Linked DNA regions of Homo sapiens: region 1 is linked to region 2. Evidence: chromatin contacts called from ENCODE Hi-C or POLR2A ChIA-PET data. All regions are on one chromosome and are shown on one strand. The core of a region is the stretch at or near the end of the contact, and the rest is flanking DNA. Distances in the headings are between cores, read along the strand shown.

What was found. A loop is a pair of places that touch in the nucleus more often than their neighbours do. ChIA-PET counts read pairs that join two places held with the same protein, here RNA polymerase II (POLR2A). Pooled maps may share reads with other maps.
Region 1: a map of PC-3 shows a loop between it and region 2 (4-fold over the local background). The contact joins the enhancer-like site here to the promoter of LRATD1 in region 2. A Hi-C loop is called at or near these places in 2 of 168 maps with a recorded cell type or tissue (PC-3 and PC-9) and 3 of 50 pooled maps. POLR2A ChIA-PET finds 5 or more read pairs at or near these places in 1 of 52 experiments (activated T-cell).

What each region holds. Positions count from the first base shown.
Region 1 is chr2:14,772,854-14,780,083 of GRCh38, forward strand. It overlaps a transcript of NBAS not described here. Among named protein-coding and RNA genes, the nearest start is that of LRATD1, 140 kb to the left of the region's middle. Within about 2 kb of position 5,303, at least 3 of the 41 ENCODE cell types and tissues checked have a DNase peak (open chromatin) inside an H3K27ac peak, as active enhancers do; they include PC-3 and PC-9, where a contact is called at or near this core.
Region 2 is chr2:14,627,218-14,634,212 of GRCh38, forward strand. It overlaps LRATD1 (LRAT domain containing 1), which reads left to right and starts at 5,500. Exons shown (of 2, transcript NM_145175.4): 1 at 5,500-5,720; 2 at 6,727-6,995. The coding sequence starts at 6,763.

The DNA.
Region 1 (7,230 bases), core at 4,053-6,552, 150 kb after region 2:
TTTAAATTGTACATTTCAAACACAAATTTAAAGGTAAGCATTAGAATCAAAATATACATATGTAGCCAACAGGTTTCATGTTCTCATATGTGTATATATTGAACATCTAGCAGAGCAGATTGGATATCTGGCTGAAATATTTTGTTTTTCCTTGAGTTTTGGGGCCACACAGGTCTAGACTGTGTATGTACTTGTGCACTGAGAAAACCTGGTAAATGGTAAACCAGAACAATCAATGAGAAATAAAAGGGATGGGGTTTCTAAAAGTGAACAAATGACAAAAATCGAGGCATTCTTTTGCAACACACAAAAATGAATATATTACATTTCCATGTCCTTTTTTGGTATTTTTTTTTCTGTTTTAGGGAACAGAAACACTTTATCTTAGACACTTTTATAAGTGCAGGCTAATTGTTTCCAGCTCAGCTTCCCTATATTTGGAGGATTTTCACAATGACAAAACCATTCTCTATTTTTCAGACTCTTTCTTTTCTTATATAATGAAAATGTTGGTGATCTGCTGACATGTATAATCAATGAGGTTATAAATATGATAGTAAGAAAAGAAATTGTTTTGTTACCTTCAAAATAGTCTGTACTCATTATTACATAATTAGCAAATAAAATAATATCTGTATTTAACATTAATAAGGAATAAATATGAGCATTTTGAAATTAGCTATCAATATGCTTAGTTTAAGTTCTTTTTTAAAATTTAACCTGTTTAGAACCTTGTAATACTTACTACCCATTACCAGAGATAGTTGAGTACAATTTGACTCAGCCAATAAAGTTATTTAAGACTACTGACTAATTGCAAAAAATGTTGAAGATGATATAACAATTTATAAATATTTTTTATATTAATAGGATACCACACCAGGATTTATTCCCCGCTCTTTACTTCAAAATACTTCACAGAGTGTAGTCCTATAGAAGCCAAGGGAAAAAATATTCCAAGGATGTATTGGTTTACAAAACCAAATACCATAGAATGCAAGTCGGATAACTTCTGACAAACTCTCCATGATCTGGGAAATAGGAGATCCTTGGCATTCCTTTCTGCAAGACATGTTGAAGGAATGAAGAGAGCAAGATCTAGGTTACTTAAGGTTAAGGACTAAGAGCTGGGTAGGTAGAAGCTGAGAGTAAATAAAGAGAAAATCTCCTTCTGGCTGTACCAGTTAGCAAAGGCTAGGTGACACTATGAGAACAAACAACCCCTAAGCATCAGTGGCTTCATGTAGATTTGTTTCTCACCTACGCTACATGTCCACCACAGGTCGGATGGAAAGTCTCGTAATCAAACACAGGTAGCTGAGCCCACAGAGTCTCCATCTCAACACACTCATTCACAATCTCCATGGTAGGGACAAAGAAGATGGGGCAAAAACACAGCAATTTAAAGCTTCAACCTGGGAAAGACACCACTGCTTCTCCCACGTCAAAATAAGAATGTCCTACCCTTTGCATTTTGTGCCTGCTCTAGAGTTATTACCCCTGGAGGTCATAAGTGTATAGATGTGTATTCACATGAGTTTCCATCACTAGGTTATGCTGCCTTGAGGGTAAGAAGTCTGCTAATCAACTTTTTATCATTCCAGTGCCTACCAAGATGTCTGTCCAATTGCATACATCTAGGTTTATTTTAATGCAAAGTTGCTGGGTCTCTTTCTTTTTTACTTCTCAAGTAATTTCACACAGATTAGGGGCCCAGCTACAGAGCTGACAGATGGCATTGTGTATAATCAGCAGACATCACAGAATTTGGAATGTCGGAGAGAATTGTCTTTATGCAATCAACGGACTGAGACAAGGCCTTGATGGATATAATCCTGACAGTTGCTTACCCAGAGGGTCCCATCCCATCTTTAAATCCACCCCCACTCCTATCCCTACTCCTGACTCCCAGGAGTCTTGGTTTACTGCCCTGGAGAAAACCAATCTATGAATCAGAGAATGTCAGCTCTGGCAGGGATCTCAAAATGTCCCGAATCCTTATATTTCTAAGGAACTTAGAGTTCAACGAAGGTGATCTGTCACTGGAATCAAATGAGATCAACCTAAGGGAAATCCCACTACATGTCAAGCAATAAATTACCTATTCTACGCACATTATCACATTCTCTTCTATAAACAAACCCATGAGGTATGTTCCCAGCTCTTGCTGGGGAAAAATAAAAGCTCCAAAATTGAATTTTCTCCATTATAAGATTTCCTCACACAACTTTTCTTAAACTTTTAGCTCATACTACAGCTAGTCTGCTGGCAAGTAATAAATTAAATAAAAATTTCGTAGCTTTATATCATACCTGTTATCAAGTGTCTCTACTCTCTCTACTCGGCCGGGCAGGCTCACCCTTTATGCTGTATATGCTAGGTAAACCTAGGTGATTTTTATCAGACTTATACATGATTTCTTTAAAATATGTGGCATTCTCATTTGAGATTCAGAAAGGTGAGTAACTGTTGAAATAAGTGTAGAAAATAAGACTTTTTTCTAGAAAAAAAAATGTTTTCTGTTGGTATACAGGAATTAAATAATTTCATCGCATTTGGGACAAAGCACCCAAATTTCCTGTTGCTGCACTACATAAACAAATTTGGGAACCCTGCTCCACTCCAAGCCCTTTATTTATAGATGAGGAAAGCAATACTTAGAGAAAATAAGGGACTTACCCTAAGCTATAAAATAATTTAGTGGCAGAGACAAGACTAGAACTCATTCAACTCATTCCCTTAGATCCACGTTTAGTGCTCTTCACTCCCACAACACAGAAATAGCACACCTGTGCTTAGGGCCTGGAATCCGGGTTCTCTTAGTTAGTGACTATTGTTAGTGTGCAGTAAGAATTTATCTGAATTTGAATTCTGAAAAGGCCATCGGGAGGGGGAAATGCTTCAATAGAACAATTTCTTTCTAAATACACACTTAGGGTTCACAAGGAGAAATAAAAAAAGAAAAATAAATGCCCAAGTGGCAGGGAATTCCCATTAGTGCCTAGCAGGAATGTACACCAGACAAATCCATACATTTTGTTGTCACTGTTATGATGTGTGTCTGTGGGCCAAATTCAAGAGCCATCATCATCAACAGGTATGGGTGCAGCACTTACTCCACAAGACACCTACCACCTGCACCAGGAACTACAAATATAAGTAGTTGGGATCAGGGACAAGGAGGTAGAGTTATGTGCCACTCTAAGAAAAAGACAAATTTTCAAGTCTTTTCCAGTTCATCCAAATCCCTGGAATTGATGAGCCAGACAACTCACCACCCACCACTGAGAGTGACATGTGAATGAACTAAAAGTTCTAGGGAAAAAATGGAAACAATTTCTAAGTCTTGAGATCAAATCCCAGCTGCATTTTTCAGATGTGTAGCCTAGGGAATTAGTTGAACTCTGAATTTCAATTCTTTATCTGTAATTTGGAGATTATGAGATGTAAATGAGATGGCACAGGTAAGGCATCAGCATGTGGCATGTGTTCAGAGATTAGTCACCTACTAATTGCCTCTACCCCAAAGCCCTCAGGTTCACCTTGCTTGTATACTGTTGCTTTGGGAAAGTCCCATTCTCTAAGTGACACTGTTCCTTTCATCAAAGATGCTTATCTGGATCCCACACAGATGCTTCCCTCCATACTAACTCCTTCCGTCACCATCAAGCCAAACTACAATGCACAAAAACACAACAAGTGAAGGCTGACTCAGCAACTCACAATGCCCTTTCCTGGGTGCAAAAGCTAAAGCAAAAAAAGTCTGTTAGAAACCCTTTATTTTTCGAAACCCAGAAACCTCACCACTGAAGCTAACTGAAAAGGCTGATGAGAAATCAATAGCATTTGATTGTAAACCTGTCAAAATGATACTGATGGTAGTACATTATTGGCGGCTCTCAGGGATTGATTTCTGCCCCCTTCCTTTCTCCATCATCGCACATCACCTTCATACTAACAACAGATTCCTTTTTTCTAAATTAATCTCCAGGCCAGAAAAATCAATAGTATTTACCATGTGTAAATTTTTCTACCCTCCAGAGTCCACAGTTCCCACTACTTAAAACTCGAAGAGAGGTGCCAGTTACAGAGCATGCTATAAGGAGGGATTTTTGATGGTCAAAATGTGCACCGACGCTCCTCAGAGCAAGGGCTGGGCCGGTGCTAGCAAATAATAGAGAGGAAGAAAGAAACTCCAAGGTCCCCATGTATGTTTATTTATTTTTATTAATATTATTTGAGATGGAGTCTCCCTCTGTCTCCCAGACTGGAATGCAGTGGTGCGATCTCAGCTCACTGAAACCTCCACCTTCTGGGTTCAAGTGATTCTCCTGCCTCAGCCTTCCAAGTAGCTGGGATTACAGGTGCCCACCACCATGCCCGGCTAATTTTTGTATTTTTAGTAGAGATGGGTTTTCACCGTGTTGACCAGACTGGTCTCAAACCCCTGACCTCAAGTGATCTGCCCACCTCAGCCTCCCAAAGTGCTAGGATTACAGGCCTGAGCCACCGCGCCTGGCCCCCATGTATGTTTAAATGATGGAAATAAGGTTTTTATGTAAAGAGAGATTTTGGAGAGACAAAAGATGCCAGGCATCCAAAGTCTAGTTGCATTTCATAACAGAAAAAAATTAGACATAGGTGAGCTTTTCTCCTCCTCAAAAATTTTAGGATTAGGCCAGATATTAGATCTAGAAAAGAAATGAGAGGGTATCTAATTCTTTGAGTTCCATCTTTGGGTTCTGATTTGAAAATGATCATGTTTGTCCTAATTATTGCATCCTTTTTAAATGCAATATTTTAATTACTTTTTAATTTTAAATGACACTAAAGAAAAATGTGGGGTTTTTTTTAAGAAGTAAAAGGGGCATAATTTTAAAGCATTTGAAAAACACTGATCTAGTTCAGCTCCCTTAATCTAACAGTGGGGAAGTTGAGCCCAGCAAGAAGTGAGTCTGGAAGCTCACTCACGGCAAATGACAATTATTTTATGAAAATACCAGTAATAATTATAATAATGGATTTATTTTATTGAATATTTACTCCTATGACCAGTTTGGATAGGCACTTTACATAAGTATTTTCAATTCTCAGAGCAATCCCATATGGTAGGGCTACTATTATAACCCTTTTAAAGCTGGAGAAACTGGGCTCAGAAATGTTAGGAAATTTATCCAAGATCACACAGTGAACAGTCGGGGGATCTGGGATTGAAACCTCGTCTGTTTAGTTCTGAATCACCTTTTGTGTTTCAAAAACCATGCTGACTTTGCAGATACTTATAGGAACCTAGATACTTACAGGAAGTTATAGGAACCCAAAAACTTCACCTTCTGAATAATTAGTGTTCTGTGCTCAGGACTGAGGATTACCTAAAGATGGTCTTACTGTGAAACAAGGCATGAATACACAAGGAGGTGAGTAATAGCAATATGGCACAAATACTTAGTGACTCAGTGAGTGAGGAATTAGGGTACTAGGAGTAACAGAGGAATTAGTAGGAGCAACAGAAAAGGCTTTAGGAAAGATTGGATAGTTTTTGACAGGAGGAAAGAAAGGGATATTATTTCAAACTGAAGTGGTTAATCCAAACCATAGAAATAGGAAAACATAAGATATGGTGGGTGACTGTAAGTAAATCCTGGAACCATGGGGTTCATGTACCAGACCAGAAGAAATGAGATTGGAAGAAGAGGAAGAGATTGCATTGGGAAGGAAGCCAACTGCTGGGCCAAGAGAACTTAGATTTTGTTGGGGGAGAGTGTGGAACACAGGATGCAGGGAAGTTCCCCAAACAGTTATTTGAATGGCCTCAATATCACCCTACAAGGACCTGGACTCAGATGTTTAAAAAAGAAGGACAAATGAGAGACACATTGTGGAAAAAAAAAAAGAAAAGAAAATAACATGAATAAGTTCAGGAAACAATAGGGATTGGGGGACAAAGAAAAGGCATTGGTTATAGATGGTTCACATTGATGCTCATGGAATGGAGATTGTTGTAGCATCATTAGGAAAATAACAGTAATGTTATGAAGTAGATGAACACCCCTAATTTGTACAGTGCTTTTTATTTACAAGTTTCTTTTGCATATGTCTCTCAGAATGTCTCTGAAAGATTAGCAAGTTAGATATTATTCTCACCACTCTACAAATGAGCCCTCAGAAGCCAAGATCAAATGACTAATCCAAGACGCTTTGATCTTTGATTTGGAGTCCAAAATCTCTTGCAGAGTTCAGGTAATCAATGCAGTGAAAAGTATGAAGGATCAGCAGAACACCAATATCCAGGAGCTGAAGATGAAACAGAAAAGAGTGGGTAGGCATCTTCCAGACAGAGGCACTGATGTCCATGACAAGATCACATGTCTCATATTAGGAATTATCATTTTGGTTCATTGAACTGTGTCTCCCTCCCATGACTAACACAGTGACCTCCTAACAGGTATCTTTGTTGCAGCGCTTGGCCCCTTCAGCATAGTCTCAATGTAGTTGTCAGAATAAACCTGCTGAAATACAATAGCTCACATCAGTCCTCTGCACCGTTTGAGTGGAGTGCAAAGCCCAAGGTCAGCAGGCCCCAGGGACAGGCTCTGGCACCTTGCTGACCTCATTTCCTTAGCTCCTCACTATGTTCCCTCCACCCTGCAAACTGGCTCCTGGCTGTGACTCAAACCCACCAGGCTGGCTCCCACCCCAGTGCCTTTGTGCCTGCTATCCGCTCTGCCTACAACAGCTTTCCCAGACCAGATGTTCACTCCTTTAGTTCTCACCTTATCAGCGCTTCCTGGCTCCTCTATTTAAAATAACACCCCTGCCACCCTTCTCAGCTTTAGTGTTCTCCACAAAACTTGCCTCCACCTCACATACTATATATTTGTTTGTTGTCTCACTCCCAATTCTGGGCTGTGACCTGAGGAAAGCAGATTTTTGTCTTTTTTGTTCACTGCTATACCCCAGTGTCTGCAAGAGTTTATTGTATACAGTAGGATATTTTAAAAGATTTTTCAGATGACTGAATGAGTGAATTCTATAGTATCGTGAAGTTTTCTTGTTTGTTATTACATATATAACTCTCACATGACCCAAAGGGCCCATTTCTTTGTCAATATGTCACTGGCTGTCACTAATGACCAGCCAGGTGCTAGTCCCTGGGACCCCCGATCTTAACCCATTTCAGTCTCCTCTTTTTTCTGCTCCACATGTGGAGAGCAGAACTGAAAGAAAGGC
Region 2 (6,995 bases), core at 4,250-6,749:
GAGGATGTCTAGAGAATGAAATTCCAAGTATTTATTAAGTGCCTACTCCTCAAGGGCTGTCCCTGTACTTAAGAAGAATATTTTTTTTGTTACATTTGAGTAGCATTTGACTTGTAATTACTACACAGCATCCAAAATGCCTGGAAAGACTGTTCAAAATGCAAATTTCCTAGAGCCAATCCTAAGATTAAGTTTCAGTAGCTTGGGAATAGAGCCTGGGAATCTGCATTTTTATCAGGTTCCCTGATGATGCTAGAGGACCATTTGGAAACCCAACACTATACATCACATAGCACACCTTCCCACACATTGTCTAATTTAATACATGTGTAGGGTATTGAAGCGTTCAAATTAGAGAAAGCTGAAACAAACACAAATACCGACACCTCACTAACTAAAACAGAGACCATTATTCACGTGCGCCTTGAGTCAGGCAAGGTGTATTTATTGAGTGCACATTGCACCAAACCCTATACTTGGCAAAGAGAATATGGACTTGAATTCGATTTTGGACTTTTCTTCAAATATTCTTTAGTCTATTAATAAGGAAAAAGAGGAACGTCAACCCATGATGCCAGCTCAATTTGATAAGTGTTTTGACAAATTTCTGACATATCTTGTGTCCAATATACAGATGGTGCTATGGAAGCATAAAGGAGGGTCTCAATTAGAGTGGGCTGAGGGGACAGATATATTGGAGGGGCTGACGCTTGATAACCTGGGTTATTAATTTTGAGTGGAGGTTAGATCAGACAGGCAGGGAAAGACATTCCAGAGAAAAAGAAGAGTAAGCAGTGTGTCTGTAATAGTGACCCATGCCTACCCAGGAAAGTTCAACCATCACTCATATGGGGAAGTGGGCCCAAACAAAAGGCATGAACTATCCTAAAATTGGGAGAGAACACAGAGAAAAATGAATGCTAGGTGAAGATATCTTTGTATAATCCACAAAAAAATAAAATATTAAACCAATTAGTGCTAAAGGTTTTACCCAGGGAGCATTCATGAGTCTTTAATGGTTCGCTGATAAGAAGCCACAAAAGACACTTTAATATGAACACTCAGTTATGGGAAGGAAATTAGAGAACATGGAAATGTGGAAGCCAAACTTGGAAATGGGCACTGAAGAGGAAATTGATAGCCAGAGTGTCAATGCATGCATGCGGGTTAAGGGAAGCAGGATACCAGCTGCAAGAAGTTTACTGGGAGGGGTTTCCCACGCCATTGTTGTGGTCTACAAAAGTAGAAAGCAGGTAAGATGTTCAGAGAGCTGGGTAAGTTAGTCACATGGAAGCTGTGAAAATTTCTAGAACAAATAGTAGGGAGATATGGGGTAGTACCTAGAGGGGAGAGAAGTGTTCATTAGTGATTTCTTTACATTCTAGGTGATGTGAACCTGCTGAAATGCTGCAGGGATTTCAGGCAAGTTAGCCTTGGCAGTGAGAACAGATACAAAGAGAGAAGGAGGTAGGAGGTGTGTGTGGGGACGGGGGAAGTGGGGGAGATTTTTATTGTTCTGAGATAGGTCTAAAATGAAGGACAGTATATCAGTCAGTACAGGCTAACTGCTATAATAAATAACCACACAATTTTGGAGTGGCTTAACCCAAGAAGATTTATTTCTTCACAGTCCAATGCAGTTTTCTTGGGAGGGGAAATTATCAGCTCTACACAGTCATTCAGGAGCTCCGGCCTTCTTCCATCTAGTGGCTCCTCCATCTCTTAGATCCTAGGAGTCCTACCATGAATCCTCTACAAATGGCCAAATTGGCAAAAGAAAGCTCTGGAAGATTGTGTTAATAATAGTTTCAGTTTCAGGAGCTTTCAGGAGCGGCACCTGGGAGTGGCTTATTCTACTTCCACCCACATTCCATTTGCCAGAACTCAGTCACAGGGCATGGGGCAAATGACTGCAGGCATGCTGGGACTTGTCATTTAGCTGGGTGCCCAGAAGGAAGGGAAATGGGATTGGTGAAGCCATATAACCATCTCTAATCCAGATGGACACAGAGTATTCTTTAGCTCAGACCAGGGTGAGTATGTTAACTGCCTAAGGCAGTGAAGGACAGGAGATGGAACAGTTCATTTCATTAAAGGATAAAGTGGGGCATATAATTTTCCTGAACCCTTACTCCAAGCTCCAAGGCCAATTTTAAAGGATGACAGTTTGAGCCAAGGACCTGTTCAGTAAAATTTGGAGTAAAGCTTTTCAAATAGTGCCAAAGAAGCAACCAAAAACAAAAAAAAAAAAAGAGAGAGAGAGGATACATCAGATGGCACCAGCAGAAAAGATCACATACATTTGATTGACTCCTAATCACTCCCCTGTAACTTTTTTCCCCACACAAATTCCTCACACCGGAAATGTTCATTTAAAACAATTAAAAATCCTTCAGGGAACCCCCACCCCACTCCCTGCTACCACATGATCAGCCCAGGGGCTCACATGCTGAAATCTATAGAGAGCTTTAGGTCTCAGAGTATTTGAAGGATAGGCAGGGATCTCACCACCTTAACACAGAAGCAGTCCTACACCCCAATCAGGGAAAGCCTTGGACACTATCTATTGCTACCTTTAGCCTGGGGCAAAGGAGAAAGAGAACTGCACAGCTGTCCTAAACAAGTAGGGTATGAGACCTCTCTCTTCCACCAAGAATAATAATAAGATAGCCTTGATTGAAAACTCACTGTGCGTCAGACACTATGCTTACATGTATGAACTCACAACAATTCAGTGAGGTAACCACTATTATTATCTCTTTTTTACAGATAAGGAAGTTTCCTGATGCCCACAAAGTTTAAATAACGGACTCGAGGTTACCCAGCAATAAATGTTGAAAAAGAGTTTAAATTAGTTGGCTTTCAGAGTTTGTGTTTTGGACAACTATATTCTACTTTGGACAGCACTGTATTTTCTCATTGTAAAAGCAGGCAGGATGGAGTAAAAAATAAAAGTCAAAACAATTTGAAAACAATATTTTGTGATGAACATAAAACATTTTCTACAATCAGCATCCTTCATTTGATTGTCTTACTTTATTATCTGGTAAGTGCCAAAAGAAGACAAAGTGTAGATGTATTTTCCTTAGTTTACTTTTAGCTCCCTTTATTTCAAGCCTCACAGTCAATGTGTTCCCTGCCTTATGTTTCAAGGGGGCTCCAGGGTATTTTTTCTCCCATGTGATTACAAAAGCAGTTAGCCGTTTAGCCTAGCAGGGGGAATGAGAGGAAACGGAGAGGCCAAAAATTTTAAACTTTAGGCACTATATCTCCAATAACTGACAACATTTTATCTTAATTATGCTTTATAGTATTGGAATACTAAACAAAGAGGAACGACCTGCTTACTCTGTAGTCTGGAGCAGAATGAAATAGAACACGTAGGGCAGAACACAACAAATGAGTTGTAAATGTCTGTGCACAAGGCTTGATCTTGGGGATGGAGGGAGGATATTTTTTAAGTTATTCAAACGCTGAGTTGCTTTCAAAGAGTTCTTCTCAGACATCAACAATGAACTCTTCAGATACCCTCATCCCAGACAGCCCTGAAGTCCAGTTTATAACAAGACCAATAACTCACTCCTTATCTCTAAAGCTACTTGTTCAATTCTCTTGACTTCAGGGCCAAAATGAGTTGTTTATTACTTATGGCAAGTATAAAAAAGGCCATCTCAACCTGTGGTCAGTTCCACGAATGGCAACTTGTTTTCTGATAACTTGCATGCACATGGACAATAGCCAAATTTCCAAAAAGATTTAGGTACATCAATTGTATACCGATGGTCATTTAAAACCATTTTTTCCAGCAATATTTTAGCATCTAATTTGATAAATCACTGCATTTGGAGGCTGTGGGGGTGTACAGAGACCTTCAGAAAGCAAACATAAACTGGAGGCTTGGCGGTTTGAAGATATTCAAGCAGAAAAGTCTAGCAAAGAAAAAGGGGGTTGTAATATGGATCAGTCTCCATGTAACCTTGAGCCAATCATCTAACTTCTCTGAAACACCAGTTTTCTCATTTTATGAAACAAGATTTTATTCAATAAACACTATAACTTAGTGAAAGACTGGATCTGGTATCCCGTAGGCTTGGATGGATTGCTGGTACTAGTATTGGAGCTTTTGTTTCCCTGTTTGTTACAATTCGGATATTAGTGAGTACCCTACAGAGGAATAATGATTAAATTGTCTACTTAATTTACTCTTAAGTGTCTGACCACGTATAAGTGGTCAATACAGGCTGTTTTCATTTTTACTATTACTGATGGAACACACTGCATGACTAGCATTGGGAAAGAGGCCCAGAATACAAGGTTGTGCAGAATGCAAAGTCTATTCTCAAGGAATTCGCTTTGTAGGGAAGAGGTGGGGGGTTCAAATAGGAAGTATCAAATTCCTCATTGGGAAAGAAAAGAGGCTTCATAGAAAAGCTGCTGGAGCCCAGGCTTAAAGATGAGTAGCATTGGGGCCAGAACCAGATGTCTAAGAACTCTTTGAGGCTTAATGTTAGGAACTTTTGAAACTATTGGTCTGGAATGTTGTATATATGAAGTTCATTTTTTCAGCATCCAATATTCAGAACACATTCATTCATTAACTTTCCATCCAGAAATGTAATCATTAACTACTGCTGGAGCCTCCTTTCCCACAAAACCAAACAAAACTTGCTTAGCAATCCCAATTCTGAGGCTTGGAAAACACTTTTACATCCTACTCTCTGCTTGCATGTATGAACTCACATACATGAGTTGTGAGGTACTCCTCCTATATTCAGAAAATTGGAGGCCAATATCATAGGCACAGCCAGGGAATGCACCGGCCAAAGCTCAGGCTTTTGGGTGGCATTTGACACCAAGCTCCTTTTAAATCGGGCATCAGCTCTGGGTCAGCAGCCTCACTCCAGTCAAAGAAGAGGAGCCAAACGTCGCAGGAGCAATTTCAAAGACGTCTGGGGAACGAAAAGGGTCTTCGATCCAAGGACCAGCCTAGGGGCCATCGGGAACCAAGGCTCTGGGGGATCCCAGCAGGGCCCAGACGCCCGCCTCGGGCAATGTCGCTGCCTGCCCCGGGCCGCTCGCAGTGCCTGGGCCATACTGGGGTGCCCTGGGGTTTCTTCTCCATACCCAGACTCAGCTTCCCCGCTGGAGTCTGTCTTCCTGGAACACGGAACGCGGGCGGGCTGTGTTCTCAGTCACAATCAGCTCGGATGAGCTGGGGGGCGCGGGCGCAAGCGGGCATCGGCACCTGGCAGAAAGCGCCGCGCCCCCCGCGGGTGCGCACACCTCCGCTCCCCGGGGCGGCGCGCGGTCGGGTGTGCGGGGTACGGGGCGGGGCGGAGCGGAGCAGAGCAAAGCGCACAGGAGGCCCGCCTCTGCTCCCCTCCCCCGCCGGCGAAGATTGACACAGCTCGAGCACCCGCCCCAACCAATGAGCGCGTCCTGGGGCGGGCCCTGGGACCGGCTGCTCCGGCTACTTAGAGTCGTCGGCGCGGCGGTGGGAAAGCAGAGCCGAGCCGGGACTGTCCAGTGGGAGCAGGCGCCCCGGCCAGCGCAGACCTGGAGGCGCACGGGCGCCGCACCGCACGATTCGGCTCGGGGTAGAGCGGAGCCGCAGCCCCACGCGCAGCCCAGGACCCACTCGCCACCGCCGCTTCCTCAGCACCCATGGGGACCAGGAGACTTTAAAGGAGTTTGGGGTTTCGGGAGCAGGGAAATCACGGGTAGGGAGAAGCGGCTTTCTTTGCCTTGGAAACGGTTTTTCTTCATCCGATTGTTTGGATCCTGTGCTGGGTAGGAGGGAGAGGGGTCTTTGGGCTAAAAGTGAACCTCTCTACACACACACGCTCCCACCCACACCCACACACATACACTGCACTGGCTTTCTCCATCCTTCCCCTGCCTCTTTGTTAGGTTATTTTAGACAGAGCAGCCTCGCCCTGGCGCAGTCCCATTGGCCCTGATGGGGACAAGGCAAGAGAAGTAAGGGGCAGAGTGCACCTGCCTGTGAGGGCAGGTGTGCCCGGGTGCTTGGGCGTACGTGCAACGGCGAGCGTGCAAGCGTGGAGCTGAAATTGTGTACGAATGTGTGGGGTCTAAGTGTGCCAGTGTGTCGTCGCGAAGGTTTGTCATTGTGGGTGTATGTGACATACACCAGTATACCAGGCTGCCAGTGTCTGGACTCCCAAGTGTCCAAAATGTTGCTGGTGTCAAGTGAATGCCTGAGAATGTGTCTGATTGTCATTGTGCGAGCCGCTGTAAGGGGAGGAAGGCAACCTAGTGCAAAACTGGGAGGTGGGCTGGAGAGGGTGGGGACAGAAATGGGAGCTTGCTCCCAGCTCACTGGCCTTAGGCTCCCTTCTCCCTTTCAGCCCACCCCTCGGTCCTTCCTGGGTGTCCGTCTCCCACACTGCCACAGCCAGCACTCTCCTCCCCACCGGGACCCCGCAAGCTCTCCAGCCAGCCTGGGTGTTTTCTTCTGGGAGTTGGACCGAGTTCCCGGAAGGGGTCGGAGGCTGTGTGGTGGCGTCTGCTCTCGCCTGACCTGTGGCGGCTTCTCCGCCCCTCGTACCCCTGGGGAGGCACGGAGGACTCGGCTGGAAAGGGTGACTCCGGTGAGGGCACGTAAGCTAGCCGGCAGGTCCCAGGGGCACTGCACGTCTTGGGGAGGGACACCGAAAGGGGCAGCCCGGACTCTGACGGTGTCTCTGCCTCTCTGTGCCTCCGCAGATCCCCGCTCCTGGCCCTCGCCTCGCCACCTCATTGATGGGCAACCAACTGGACCGCATCACCCACCTCAACTACAGCGAGTTGCCCACAGGGGACCCGTCGGGGATTGAAAAGGACGAACTGCGGGTCGGGGTTGCCTACTTCTTCTCGGATGATGAGGAAGACCTGGACGAACGCGGGCAGCCCGACAAGTTTGGCGTGAAGGCCCCCCCGGGTTGCACCCCCTGCCCGGAGAGCCCCAGCCGCCACCACCACCACCTGCTGCACCA